Regions from separate parts of the Homo sapiens genome. Here region 2 is linked to region 1. Evidence: read pairs that join two places in POLR2A ChIA-PET (ENCODE). Cell type or tissue: PC-9. All regions are shown on one strand. Each heading gives the region's core, and the rest is flanking DNA. Links, peaks and the distances in the headings are about the cores only.

Region 1 (5,996 bases), core at 506-3,005:
GATTCCATGTTTTTTGTGAGATCTTAAAACTTCTGACTATTTTGTATAAAAACCAACTAAAAAGTCTAGAGAATATCTACTTTTTCTCATGGAGCAAAATTAGCAAATTTCAAATTTGCTCCCCTCAAAGAAGAAAGTATTGATTTTAGCATTTAAAAACAAAACTCTTCTATACCACCTCACTCTCCCCAAAAAACATAAAACAATGTCATTGGGTTCTTTGAGCCAAGGCAGCTATATTTAGCTTGTAAATAGGCCATTTCTTTTCTCTTTAAACTCTTTTGGAAAGGTTAAAGAAAAAGAGCTGGAATAATGAATAATTGGGGCAAGAGACTTTCACTTTCCTTTTCAACATCTTGGTTACTGTTTTCTTAGTCTCTTTTTAAAAAATTATTTTTCTGCTAAATAGGATGAATTGGCTCAGAAGTTATATAGAAAATCAGATATATCATCATGTGATTTTTATTTAAGCATCATGATGTGAAATGTGGTTGTATCTTTTCATTGATATTAAATAAAAGAAACATTTATGGAAGCTACTAGCAATGAGCAGCTGTCCCAGAATTTCCATGTTGCTAGAGAGTTGCTCACAAGTTATTGCCTGGCCAACTGCTACAGTAAGCCTAACACATGAGAGAATGTACGGGGGTATACTTTAGACAGATAAAGTTGCTATTCAACTAACGGGTTTTTAAAAACCTAAATTATTGGCTGGGCAGAGTGGCTCATGGCTGTAATCCCAGCACTTTGGGAGTCCAAGGCAGGCAGATCACAAGGTCAGGAAAGCGAGACCATCCTGGCGAAGATGGTGAAACCCGTCTCTACTAAAAATACAAAAATTAGCTGGGCGTGGTGGCGGGCACCTGTAATCCCAGCTACTTGGGAGGCTGAGGCTTGAACCAGGGAGTTGGAGGTTGCGGTGAGCCAAGGTCATGCCACGGCACTCCAGCCTGGTGACAGAGCAAGACTCCGTCTCAAAAAAAACAAAACCTAAATAATACTGTATGTTCACAAAGTTGCAAATACCATTTATCCTAATTGCAAATTTTAAAAAGAAAATGTGATTTATCCAATTCAGTTAAAAATATTATAATACAAATGATTTGCTATTTTTAACTGTTACCAGCTTGCCACATTTACTGTTAAACTATTTGCCACAGCTTCAAACATGGTAGGGACTTTAAACTGTTGCCATAAAGATAATATACATTTCAACTCTAGACTAGAACAAGGAGAATTATACTTGCTTCCATTTTTTCTGGACTTTTCCAATTATGGTATGTTATGATTAAATGTTGCAACCAATTTTAAAGTTGGTGTTTTGTTTAATAGTTTAGTAAGAGAACCAAGGTTCCCCTTGTTGTACAGTATTTTGCACAGTTGGCCTTACTGTGTCTTTTTTTTTTGAAAAAGTATTTTATTAAAAAGCTTCATTCTATAGAAATACTTTTTCTGGTAAGAATATGTTCATGTGATATTTGTATATGTAATTATATTTTATTCTATATGAAAAGTAACTAGCGAATGCAAAAAGTGATGAGGAGACAAGAAAGCCCTAGGTAGTGGATTACAGGAAATGTGTTATTCTGAAACAGGTCTGGTAACAGTTCACTGGTAGCTTTCAGCAGCCATGCAGTCACGTGTTACTGAACACCTATTAATGAGTCAGTTACCTTTTTGTGGGTTAGGTGTTTGCTAGTGAACCAAGTGAAAGTAATCTCTGCGTTGACGTTAGATGCTAGTCAGAGTAATCTACATGAAATATGCAAACAAATATGTAATTACACATGTGGTAAATGCTGCGAAGGAAGAGAAACAATGAGAGACCAAGAGGATGGTCTGAGGAGGCAACATTTAGGTTCAGATCCCATGGATGAGAAAGTCCTCCAGGAAAGGAGGGGGAAGAATGCTCCAGGCAGAATGAGCACCATGTGCAAAGTTGGAAAAAAACTTACTGCTGGTCAGAAAACGTGATCCAGGCCAGGGTGGAGGAGTGAGTGAGGGAGAACTGAGGTGGAAGAGGCAGGCAGCAGCCTGTGACTGCCAGGCCTTGTAGCCCATGTTGAGAAGTTTGGGGTTTCTCTGACTGCCTTGGGAAGCCACCAAAGGATTTTAAGCAAGATCACTCAGGCTGCTGTGTGGAAGTTAGAGGGGAGTGAGGGAGAGCCTTTGCACCAGATACTGTTCTTCGTCCTAACCAGTTCCAGAGTTTGGAGACTATTGCAGAGCAAGCAGCTTGTCGTCAGTTGGTGGCTGTAGAGATAAGAGAAGAAAATGGATTCAGGATATACTTTGTAGGGAAAATCATTGGGATCTGCTAGATTGGATGTGGGGTAGGGAAGAAAGGCATATATTAAGAGTGACTCAAGTTTCTGGCTTTATCAACTAGGTGGATATTGGTGCTATTTACTCAAATCACAGGATCATGGGAGAATGATATTTGAGGGGGATGATTAAGAGTTTAGTTTGGGCATACAGACAGTCCCTGGTTTACTGTGGTTTGACTTAACGATTTTTTTACTTTATGGTGGTGTAAATGCAATACACATTTAGTAGAAACTGTACTTCAGGTACCCATATAGCCGTTATGTTTTTCACTTTCAGTATGGTATTCAGTAAACGTTGTGAGATATTCAACACTTTATTATAAAATAAGCTTTGTGCTAGATGATTTTGCCCAACTATCAACTGATGTAAGTGTTCCAAGCATGTTTAAGGGAGGCTAGGCTAAGCTGTGATGCTTGGTGGGTTAGATGTATTAAATGTATTTTTGGGCGGGGCACGGTGGCTCACGCCTGTAATCCCAACACATTGGGAGGCCAAGGTGGGCGGATTGCTTGAACTCAAGAGCTCGAGACCAGCCTCGCCAACATGGTGAGAAACGCCCCCCCGCAACCCCGTCTCTACTAAAAATACAGAAAAATAGTTGGGTACGATGGTGTATGCCTGTGGTCCCAGCTACTCAGAGCTGAGGTGGGAGCATCCCTTGAGCCCAGGAGGTTGAGGCTGCAGTGAGCCGTGATTATGCCACTGTACTCAAGCCTGAGTGACAAAGCAAGACCCTGTCTCTAAAAATAAATGGTTTTTTTTTTTTTTTGAGATGGTGTCTTGCTCTGTTGCCCAGGCTAGAGTGCAGTGGTGCAATCTTGGCTCACTGCAACCTCCGCCTCCGAGCTTCAAGCGATTCTCCTACCTCAGCTTCCCAAGTAGCTGAGATTACAGGCACGTGCCACCAGGCCCGGTGAATTTTTGTATTTTTAGTAGAGACAGGGTTTCATCATATTGGCCAGGCTGGTCTCGAACTCCTGACCTTGTGATCTGTCTGCCTCGGCCTCCCAAAGTGCTGGGATTACAGGCATGAGCCACTGCACCCGGCCATAAATGTGTTTTTGACTTAACGATATTTTCATCTTAAGTGATGGGTTTGTTGAGGCATAACCCTGTTGGAAGTCAACGAGCTTAAGTACTAGGTTGAGATCTCTGTGAGATGTATGGGTGGAGATACCAGGTTGACAGCTTGATACATGAGTCTTGAATCCAGAACAGTTTGGGGCTAGAGATAGAAATTGAGGAGGTGTTTGTATCTAGGAGATATTTAATGTCTGTGAAATAATTACTGAGTATAATTTTTCTGATATGATTACTCGGGGAAAGGGTGTAAAAAGAAGAGATGAAGGCTCACGGTAGAGTCTTTTTGTCTTTTTTTTTTTTTTTTTTTTTTCCATTTTTGTAGAGGCTGGGTCTCTCTCCATGTTGCCTAGGCTGGTCTCGAACTCCTGGGCTCAAGCAGTCTGCCTCTCTCGGCCTCCCAATGTGTTGGGATTGCAGGTGTGAGCCACTGTGCTCAGTCTGACAGTAGAGTCTTGAGAAATCTCTACATCTTTTGAGAATGTTCAGAGGAGGAGATCCTAGCAGAAGTGGCCAGAAAGGTAGGAGAAATGTAGGCACATGTCACGTCATGGAAGCCAGGAAAGTGTTTCAAGAAGAAAAAAGTGGTCAGTGGTGTCCTGTGCCATTGAGAGGTCTAGGAAGAATTCTAGGAAGAATCGATGTTGGCACAGGAAAGTTGGATATGCTGACTATGGCAGCAGGTGCCCTGGTGAGGGAGAGGCCAGCCTAGAAGGGCTTAAGAGGAGAGAGAGGCGAGGAAGTGGAGAAGATTCAGTTGAAGTCAAGCTCACTGTTCTCTTTTCCCTTTTACAGTACTTTCAACCCTCTGGCTTAGTAAGTTGTGGTTTTTCTGACCTTTTTAAAGTTTGAGAGGACATTTTATTTATATTAACCAATTTATTTGAATTTCAGTCTCAGAAGTATTAAATATTAGTTCATAAGATTGTTAATCTGCTGGGTCAGGCAAATACAGAAGAGTTTTTCACTTTATTCTTGATTATTTTACTTATGATCATTTCCAATTTAGTTGGGGTAATAACCTGATCAGTTATATACATTGCACTCATTCATTCTTCAGCAAACATGTACTGAATACCTGCCCCTAGTATGTTCTTGGCCCAGACTAGGCCCTAGCAACCCAAGTGAACTGCCTGTCTGGCTGCCTTAATGGGGGCTCCCAATCTAGTGGGGAGCAAATGAAATGATCAGTGCGATCATTTACTGCACTAGCAGCTGTTCTGCCAAGAGTGTGCAGAATCACTCTTTATTAACCTAGAAATGACCTGAGAGAGCATGTAGTCGAGTTCTGGTCATTTTGTAAGTAAAGCATATGGCCACAGAGGTGAAGGACACATAGAGGCTAAGGTCACAGCTAGTTTTATTTATTTATATATTTATTTATTTGGGACATAGTCTCACTCTTTCACCCAGGCTGGAGTGCAGTGGCACGATGTAGGCTCACTCCAACCTCTGTCTTGCAGATTCAAGCGATTCTTATGCCTCACCTTCCTGAGTAGCTGGGACTACAGGCACGCACCACAACACCCACCTAATTTTTGTAGTTTTAATAGAGACAGGGTTTTGCCATGTTGGCCAGGCTGATCTCAAACTCCTGGCCTCAAGCAATTCACCCACCTTGGTCTCCCAAAGTGCTGGGATTACAGGCGTGAGCCACCGTGCCTGGCCCAGCTAGTTTTAGTGATAGAGCCAAGATTCAGACTCCGGGTTGTAGGATTCCAAAGCCCGAGGCTGATACTCAGCTGCCTTGCTTTATTGCTTCCTTAGTAACAAAATTGACCAAATCGGGACTTGGAAACAGGAGCTGATGTGCCAGCATACATTTTGAGCTAATTTTCACATTCATCAGCTTTTGAAAATATTTACAGGTTGGCTTGCTTTGCTGCCTGACTGTGAAGGATGGGAAAGTATTTAGTGCTCCTTATAGGCTGTGTGGAAATTTTCTTCTGGAGAGAGTTTGGTTGGGATAATGATTGAGCTCTAAACTGGGAATAAAGTCATCTGGGTTTTCCTTTCACCTGTTTTGTGATCATAGGCGTAGAATTACCTTATTAATTAGTGTTGATTATTGTGTAATATTTGAGTTATAGGGTATTTTTTAGCACATCATCACAGCAGAATTTTCCACCTGGAGTGCGTTCACGAGGACTTCGGGGTATTATGAAGCGCTCTAATAGGCGCCTCTCTTTAGATAGTGGAGGAATTGAAACTGTATTTGGGAAGTATGTCCTGCGTTGGAAAACAGCATATACTTTTTTTCTTTTTAACAATTGAAGTCGTTGCTTTTTGGGAATCCAAAAAAAAAAAAAATTAACAACGAAGGGTTCTAGTTCTGACAAAGCTAAATATTTCTTGATATGCTGATGGGATTATATATGATTGGCCCTTTTCAAAAAAGTATTTTAACCTTGAGGGATTTTTCAAGGCTCAGAATTCTTAAGCTTTCTGTTGTTATCATTATGTGAAAACTGAAGAGTAGGAAAGTGGTTTGTCTGTTCATGACTTACAGGCTCCAGAACCTTAATTAGCTTGTTTTTTTTAAGTTTAAAATTTTAAAACATACATGGTTCATTGTAAAATATCATCCA
Region 2 (7,591 bases), core at 2,730-5,229, 530 kb after region 1:
ACTATAAACAAAGTGAGAATGGAGGATGAGCCTACCCCAATTTTTTGTCTTAATTTGTATTCGAATTTATGTAAATTGTGGTTGCTGCTGAAAGTTTATTTTTGATAACTTTTCAACATAAGAACAGGTAATATATTATTCCATTCGTGACCAACAGCATTATTTACTTAATCTCAAATTATTAAGACAGTTAAGTTCTTTCACTTTTTGCAATGACAAATATCTGAAATATTTAGGCTGTCACAAATGTAAGTGCAGGCTAAAGACACAAATGCACCAATTCTTCCTGTTGATGCCTCAGTAACATCCAAATATTTACCATAAATAGCAGTTCTGACACACGAAATTTTGGAGAAAGAAATTTTATGCAATCATAGGACAATAAATAATTTAGCCAGAAATTTATCTTTCTAGTATAAATTAGTTTTGAAGTAATTTATGAGCAACATCCAAGTTGATAAAGAACATGATGACAGTCTAAGACAGTTTCCAACCAGCTGGAACAATAAGAATTTGAAATTTACAACTACGGTTATCAGGTATACTGTATTAGTGAATCTGCTTCCTATGAAGAAAAATACACAAAAAGATAAAAGGCAAAAGGGACACATCATAAAAGGTAAACCAAACCAAATTTCCATTCTTAAACTTACTTTTCTCATGAGATGTTTCACTGATGCGTTCTGTAAGATACTCCAACAAACCATCAAATATTTCCAGGAGATTCTTAATAGATTCTTTATCTCCTTTCACTATATTTTCTCCTGGAGACAGAATATAGAGCTATTAAAAAATTTAACCATGAAATCTGAAAGCTTCATAATCTTGAAACTTGGATATAACATTGTGAAAATGCTATTTAAGAATACAGGCGATACATACCAACTTACAGCTCCTTGGAGATTAAATAAAAAAAAGAATACAGGTGAAACAATTATAAATATTAAGAACAACAATTTCCTGCTGCCTGATTATATTTGAAGAAAAAAAGGGGGAAGCTTTAAATATGGCGTCTAATAATTCACTGGCATATTCCTTCCTTTTTTGGAGAAGCAAAATAATTGGACTTAAGAAAACATGTCTAGTAAGATTTATACCAAAATATATTGCAGCTAAACAGAACTTTACCAGATTGGTGGGAAAAAGTGGCAGGAGAGAACACTTTCAGATTGTGGTATCCTATTCTAAATGGTGGTTTGTTCAGAAGATTATAGCAGCAGAGTAACATCAAAACAACAAAAAAAAACAATAAACTTGTTGGGATACTTTCATCAGAAATTCCTGAATTCTCCACCATAACCCCCCATATTTGTTAACTCCTCATTTTGTATAGATCATACCATTTTTCTGATTAAAATCCTTTCCCTGGCTCCCTTTCTGAAATATAAGCCCTGCATATAAAACCTTTTTAAATCTCACTCCATCTTCAGCGTCTCCAGCTACATCTCTTACCATATCCACTTCATATTCATAACTTACACTCATAGATCATAGCACAGTCCCTAGCACAGTACCTACTCCGTAACAGATTTTTAATATAAATGATTAGGTTGAAATGTTGAATAGAAATGGGTTGGCAAAAAGCATGGAAACTTGACATATTTAATGTCACCTGAAATGGACTCCAAATCAACCTCAGGTATAGATAGTACTTAACCCTTGTGACACTCTGATTGTCCTTTGGGAGATCATGCCTGGCATTCTCATGAGTTCACACCAATATGGGAAAAGCAGTGTAGAAATTTGACATTTGGGAGAATCTAGCCATTCGTAACCTCAGCCATGATGCAAAACAAACCTAAACCAGAAATTTGACGTTTTATACTACTACTAGTAACGACAACGTTTGAGTTTTTTCGTTTAAAACAATGAACCAGAAATCTTGGTTTTGGACGTGTTTTTCCGGCTTAAAAATACCTAAGTATATCCCAAGAGCATCCTCAAAACTTTTCAGTTTCTAGGATGGGGAGTATACTGACAACCTAGCAACTAAGACTGCCAGCCAGAATGCAGTGCTTCATGCTGCAGGAGAAACTGTTTTACAATTTTTCATAGGGTGGGTGTAATCTGTCAAAGACAGCTCTGCATTAAAGAGTTTTACAAACATGTATGTTTATAACCCTGCTATAGTATGTTTAACAAGCACAAATACCAGAACTTGTCCTACTTGGGTGATAAAGCAATTACAAATTGCAAAAAAAAGAGGGAAACTATGGGAGTAGCCCTCAAATTATCTCCGAACTGATTTACCCATTCACTCACCTAGAACTGCATTAAAAAACTTAAGACAGAAGAGTATTTTATTCTCTTCGCAAAAATTTGTTCTTGTCAGTATCAAATTAAGAGATGTAAATCAGGACTTATCCTGATTAACATTTATCTCCTTTTACAACTATCAAAGAATAAATCAACAGTATAAATCCTCTTTTTGTGATTATAGTTTCACATTGTCAATATTCCCTCTATTCATAAGCTTGAAATAACTTACTGGAATAATCATTCATTTCTAAACATAAATGAAATACACATAATACAGTGATTTATAAATATATTTGGTATGCTTAGTTTTAGAATACAGTATAGTATACTTTATTTTGGAGATTTAATTACAGAAAAAAACTTCTGAATAGATAACATGGTTCAAAATTCAGCAAGTGCAAAAAGTATACACTGAAAGTTCTTGTCCCTTTGTCCTGCAACCCTGAGGTTCCCTTTGTTGGAAGCAATCAGTATTACGAGTTTCTTGTATATGCTTCTAGAGAGTTCTTCCGATTGCAAACAACTGCAAATACTTCTGCACACCTTTGTTTTTACAAACACTAGCATACTACTCTGCACATTACCATTATAATTGTACTACATTTTTCTCGCATCACATATGCTAGAGATTGTTCCCAACACGGAACATTGTGCACAAAGAGCATATTCAGTCATCTTTTACAGCCACAGAGCAGTCCACTGTATGCAGCTATCATGATTTATCTAACCAATCCCTACTAATGGACATTTAGGTGTTTCTAATTTTTAGCTATCACAAACAAGTAGCATTAGTATGCTTTAAAATAAAACAATACGGCCAGGTGTTGCGAGAAGTCAGGGACCCCAAACAGAGGGACCGGCTGAAGCCATGGCAGAAGAACGTGGATTGTGAAGATTTCATGGACATTTATTAGTTCCCCAAATTAATACTTTTATAACTTCTTATGCCTGTCTTTACTGCAATCTCTGAACATGAATTGTAAAGATTTCATGGACACTTATCACTTCCCCAATCAATACCCTTGTGATTTCCTAGGCCTGTCTTCACTTTAATCTCTTAATCCTGTCATCTTGTAAACCGAGGAGGATGTATGTAGCCTCAGGACCACGTGATAATTGCGTTAACTGCACAAAATTGTAGAGCATGTGTGTTTGAACAATATGAAATCTGGGCACCTTGAAAAAAAGAACAGGATAACAGCAATTGTTCAGGGAATAAGACAGATAACCTTAAACTCTGTCCGTTGGTGAGCCGGGCGGAACAGAGCCATATTTCTTTTCTTTCAAAAGCAAATGGGAGAAATATCGCTGAATTCTTTTTCTCAGCAAGGAACATCCCTGGGAAAGAGAATACACGCCTGGGGGCAGGTCTACAGACGGTCCCCCGGGCGTGGCCATCTTTTATGGTCTGTAGACTGTAGGGCTGAAATAGACCTCAGTCTCCCATATCGCTCCCAGGCTTATTAGGAAGAAGAAATTCCCGCCTAATAAATTTTGGTCAGACAGGTTGCTCTCAAAACCCTGTCTCCTGATAAGATGTTATCAATGACAATGGTGCCCAAAACTTCATTAGCAATTTTAATTTCACCCCAGTCAGGTGGTCCTGTGATCTCGCCCTGCCTCCATTTGCCTTGTGATATTCTATTACCTTGTGAAGTACTTGATGTCTGTGACCCACAACCTATTCGTATACTCCCTCCCCTTTTGAAAATCCCTAATAAAAACTTGCTGGTTTTTGCAGCTTGTGGGGCATCACGGAACCTACAGACATGTGATGTCTCCCCCAGACGCCCAGCTTTAAAATTTCTCTCTTTTGTACTCTGTCCCTTTATTTCTCAAACCTGCCGATGCTTAGATAAAATAGAAAAGAACCTACGTGACTATCGGGGCAGGTTCCCCGAAGGCCAGGCACAGTGGTCCAGGCCTGTAATCCCAGCAATTTCACGAGTGGAGCCAGGTGGATCAGCTGAGCCCAGGAGTTCCAGACCAGCCTGGGCAAATGGCGAAACTCTTGTCTTTACAAAAAATAGAAAAAATTAGCCAGGCATGGTGGTGCACACCTGTAGCCCCGGCTACCCGGGAGGCTGAGGTGAGAGGATCACCTGAGCTTGGGAGGTTGAGGCTGCAGTGAGCTGTGATTGCACCACTGCACTCCAGCCTGGGCAACAGAGACTCTGAATCAAAAAATAAAAATAAATAAAACAACATAACATAAAAACAAAAAACACACCTCAAATTACCAGCTAGGATATTTACGTTTCAGACCCAGATCAATTGCAAAATCAATGTTCAGCTCTCCTGGAAAAGTTCTCATGTATGGACCTGACCTCTATCAGTTGATTGTCTTAGCTCAATCTTACAATTTGGTCTACTCCATAAGCTCACTCATTTGGTTAAGTAAACAATGTCTACAGTTCTAACAATTATTTTTACTAAAATGCATAATTATGTGATAGTTATACATATACCAACCTGTTATGTGAGACAAGCTGACCTGCAAGTAGTCCAAGGCCAGTGAATCAATTACTGCTTGTACATTGTGTGCATCATCTTCTTGACTCCTAGGAATAACTATGAGGTCTGGGGGGGGAAAAAATCACATAATTTTGTATCCATGAGAGGCCAAGTTTTCATCTCATTGTCTCTGACTAGGCTACTGAATATGCTCAACTGCTATAAAGGCTCTGCCCAAACAGAACATGCTGTAAAGTACAGATAAAGTTAATAAACCCTGAACTCTACACAGCAGAATCTTTACTGGTTGAGTATTTATTGATTGAACCGATTTATCAATATTAGACTGGTTGAATACGGTTGAATATTTATTACACCATATATATATATATAGATATATAGATATACATGAATATGCTTTACAAGAAGCACCATGTTAAGGAAGATAAAGTGGTCCCTAAATTCAAAGACAGCTAATAGTCTAATAAGGGAGCCAAGACATGATACTTTAACCCATAACTATGGGCTACTTTCTACGAAGAAAAAAAAAACACAGCAGGCATTCAAGGAGCGTTCTTATATATACACATATGTATGTTTATTTATTATTTATTGAGACAGGGTCTCGCTCTATCGCCCAGGCTGGAATGCAGTGGCGTGATCTTGGCTCACTACAACCTCCACTTTCCCGGCTCAAGCAATTCTCTTGCCTCAGCCTCCCAAGTAGCTGGGTTTATAGGCGTGCACCACTATGCCTGGCTAATTTTTGTATTTTTAGCAGAGATGGCATTTTGCCATATTGGCCAGGCTGGTATTGAACTCCTGGCCTCAGGTGATCCACCTGCCTCAAGTGATGAGCCTCCCAAGGTAATGGGATTAGAGGTGTGAGCCACCGCGCCTGGCCCTTATATGTCCTTTTGAATAGCCAACTAGAATTATTGGTATAAAGATTTAAAAGGTCAGCACAGGCTGGACGTGGTGGCTCATGCCTGTAATCCTATCACTTTGGGAGGTAGACGGGAGGATCACTTAAGCTGAGTTGGTACCACCCTGGTCTTGAACATAGTGAGATGGTGAGCAAGATGAAAGGACATATGCGCTTATTAACTGTCTTGGTAAATGAGGTTCATCATCTACAAGCATCAATTCTTATCCCTAGCACTGGTTAAGTAACAGAATCCAATAAATTCCCAAGCTCCACTCAATTTTACAACCTTTGAAGGTACATTTACAGAAAAGATGCAACTTTCACAAGGCAGTAGCCATGATTAGGTTAAGCCGTGATTATCAGGAGCCCTCAAACTGATCTGCTCAAGGCCGTTATTATGAGTGGGTTCCACAGGGTATTCCTTAAGGAATACAATATTATAATTATACAATATGTGATATTAAATACAATTTAATATACAATATTTATTTTAATATTGTATATTAATATAGAATTTAATATGCAATATTAAAAAAAGAAACAAGCAAAGAGAAAATGAAATTTTATAAATATCAAAGAATCTAACTAAAGGACTAAAAACTTTTGGCCTAAGATATAGGCAAAATTACTCCTGCTTTTAGTATTCTTACCTGGTACCTTTTCTCCCAAAATAGACTGATAAAGAGCAATAAAAACATTAGCATCACAGTCTTGAAGTTCATGTATTCTCAGATGTATATGACACTTAAAAAGAAGGTTATTGGCAATGGTTACCCACTCTGTTGGGAAAAAGGGGGAAAGATCAGTCTTAAAAACCACCAGAAAAAAATCACACAGACATTTAAAAAATCCAACAACCTCCCCCCCAACAAAAACAGACACTGAACTTTGCAGAAGATAAGGAATTTGATTGTTAGAGAATTTCAAAGACCCTTTAGGCATGGTTTTTAAAAAGATGTATTTAATTTCTTGGGATGATTTCCAGAGTGCTGTAATTTCTACATAGTCAAAACTATACTGCAAATTCAATTGATACTGTTGCAGCCTAAAATCTTAAGTTACTTATATAAGCCTTACATGGGTGTTTTTAGTTAAAACATATTTACAAGTAAACAGGAATATTATGTCATAAACAACAGTTTAATGATAATCCGAGGTTACCAGAAACTCATTAATGGAGGCTGCTTCGCACTTGCAATAGTATTGGTCTTGTGTTTACCCAATTATCTTGTGCAAGTCAGGGTTTCTCTGGTGCCGGAAAAAGTGGTGATTAAACTTAGGCTGTTAAGAACTGGTATAATAACAACATCAACGGTAATGCATTTGTTAGTTTTTCTTTTTTATTATATCGATCTATATGAAAGAAAATATGGGAAGTACATGAAGCTCAGAATTATCAATACTGTTGACGTTTCCTGCGTACCACATTCTCCTCTCCCCTAGATATTGCTGGGATTTGCAAAGTTTAACGGTTTCTGTACCAAAAGTAACTTAGCTTAAAATACTTGTTCCTTGAAATGCCTGGGAATTGGTAGGAAAGCACTTTCAATCGGTATTAGAAACAAACATCTCCACTATGTTCTGGACACGTAACGTTCTGGAAACGAATGAGAGTGTATTTTCCATGCACATAATCCCCCTCCCCACGCCCATTTCTCACAGCTGGCCAAACCATGACAACTGGTTTGTACGCAGTCCTTGTGAAAAGGATGAAAGCGTCCTAGACAACCAAATTAATTCGCTCTTCAAAAGCGGTGCTAGACAAAGCCCATGACTCTAGAGGGCACTGAAGAGAAAAAAGCACAACTATTCTACAGGGGCATATTCTACTATTCTGCAGGGGCATAATAAATCTTAAGAATGCTGTTCCTTTAAAGACCAATACAAAAGCAGGTACGACCTCAGGGCCCATAGTGCAAGGGCGGAGGGCACACGGACAGCGGCTAGACG

What was found. ChIA-PET counts read pairs that join two places held together with the same protein. Peaks named below come from ENCODE experiments on the same cell type or tissue, not always from the same donor. Only the 100,000 strongest peaks of a DNase experiment are listed, where the experiment ranks them.
Region 2: POLR2A ChIA-PET joins it to region 1 with 5 read pairs; 7 of 35 experiments call an interaction of 5 or more read pairs at or near these places.

Annotation. Positions count from the first base shown.
Region 1 is chr17:65,035,504-65,041,499 of GRCh38, reverse strand. The region is part of intron 2 of GNA13 (G protein subunit alpha 13); the gene reads left to right. Among named protein-coding and RNA genes, the nearest start is that of GNA13, 18 kb to the left of the region's middle. In PC-9, for the core only: no CTCF peak of the experiment used is centred there; a DNase peak (open chromatin) is centred at 1,669; H3K27ac peaks cover 1,717 bases.
Region 2 is chr17:64,507,421-64,515,011 of GRCh38, reverse strand. It overlaps CEP95 (centrosomal protein 95), which reads right to left. Exons shown (of 20, transcript NM_138363.3): 2 at 6,292-6,420; 3 at 4,732-4,839; 4 at 654-764. Among named protein-coding and RNA genes, the nearest start is that of CEP95, 4.2 kb to the right of the region's middle. RefSeq lists enhancers at 7,423-7,532, 7,245-7,591. In PC-9, for the core only: no CTCF peak of the experiment used is centred there; no DNase peak of the experiment used is centred there.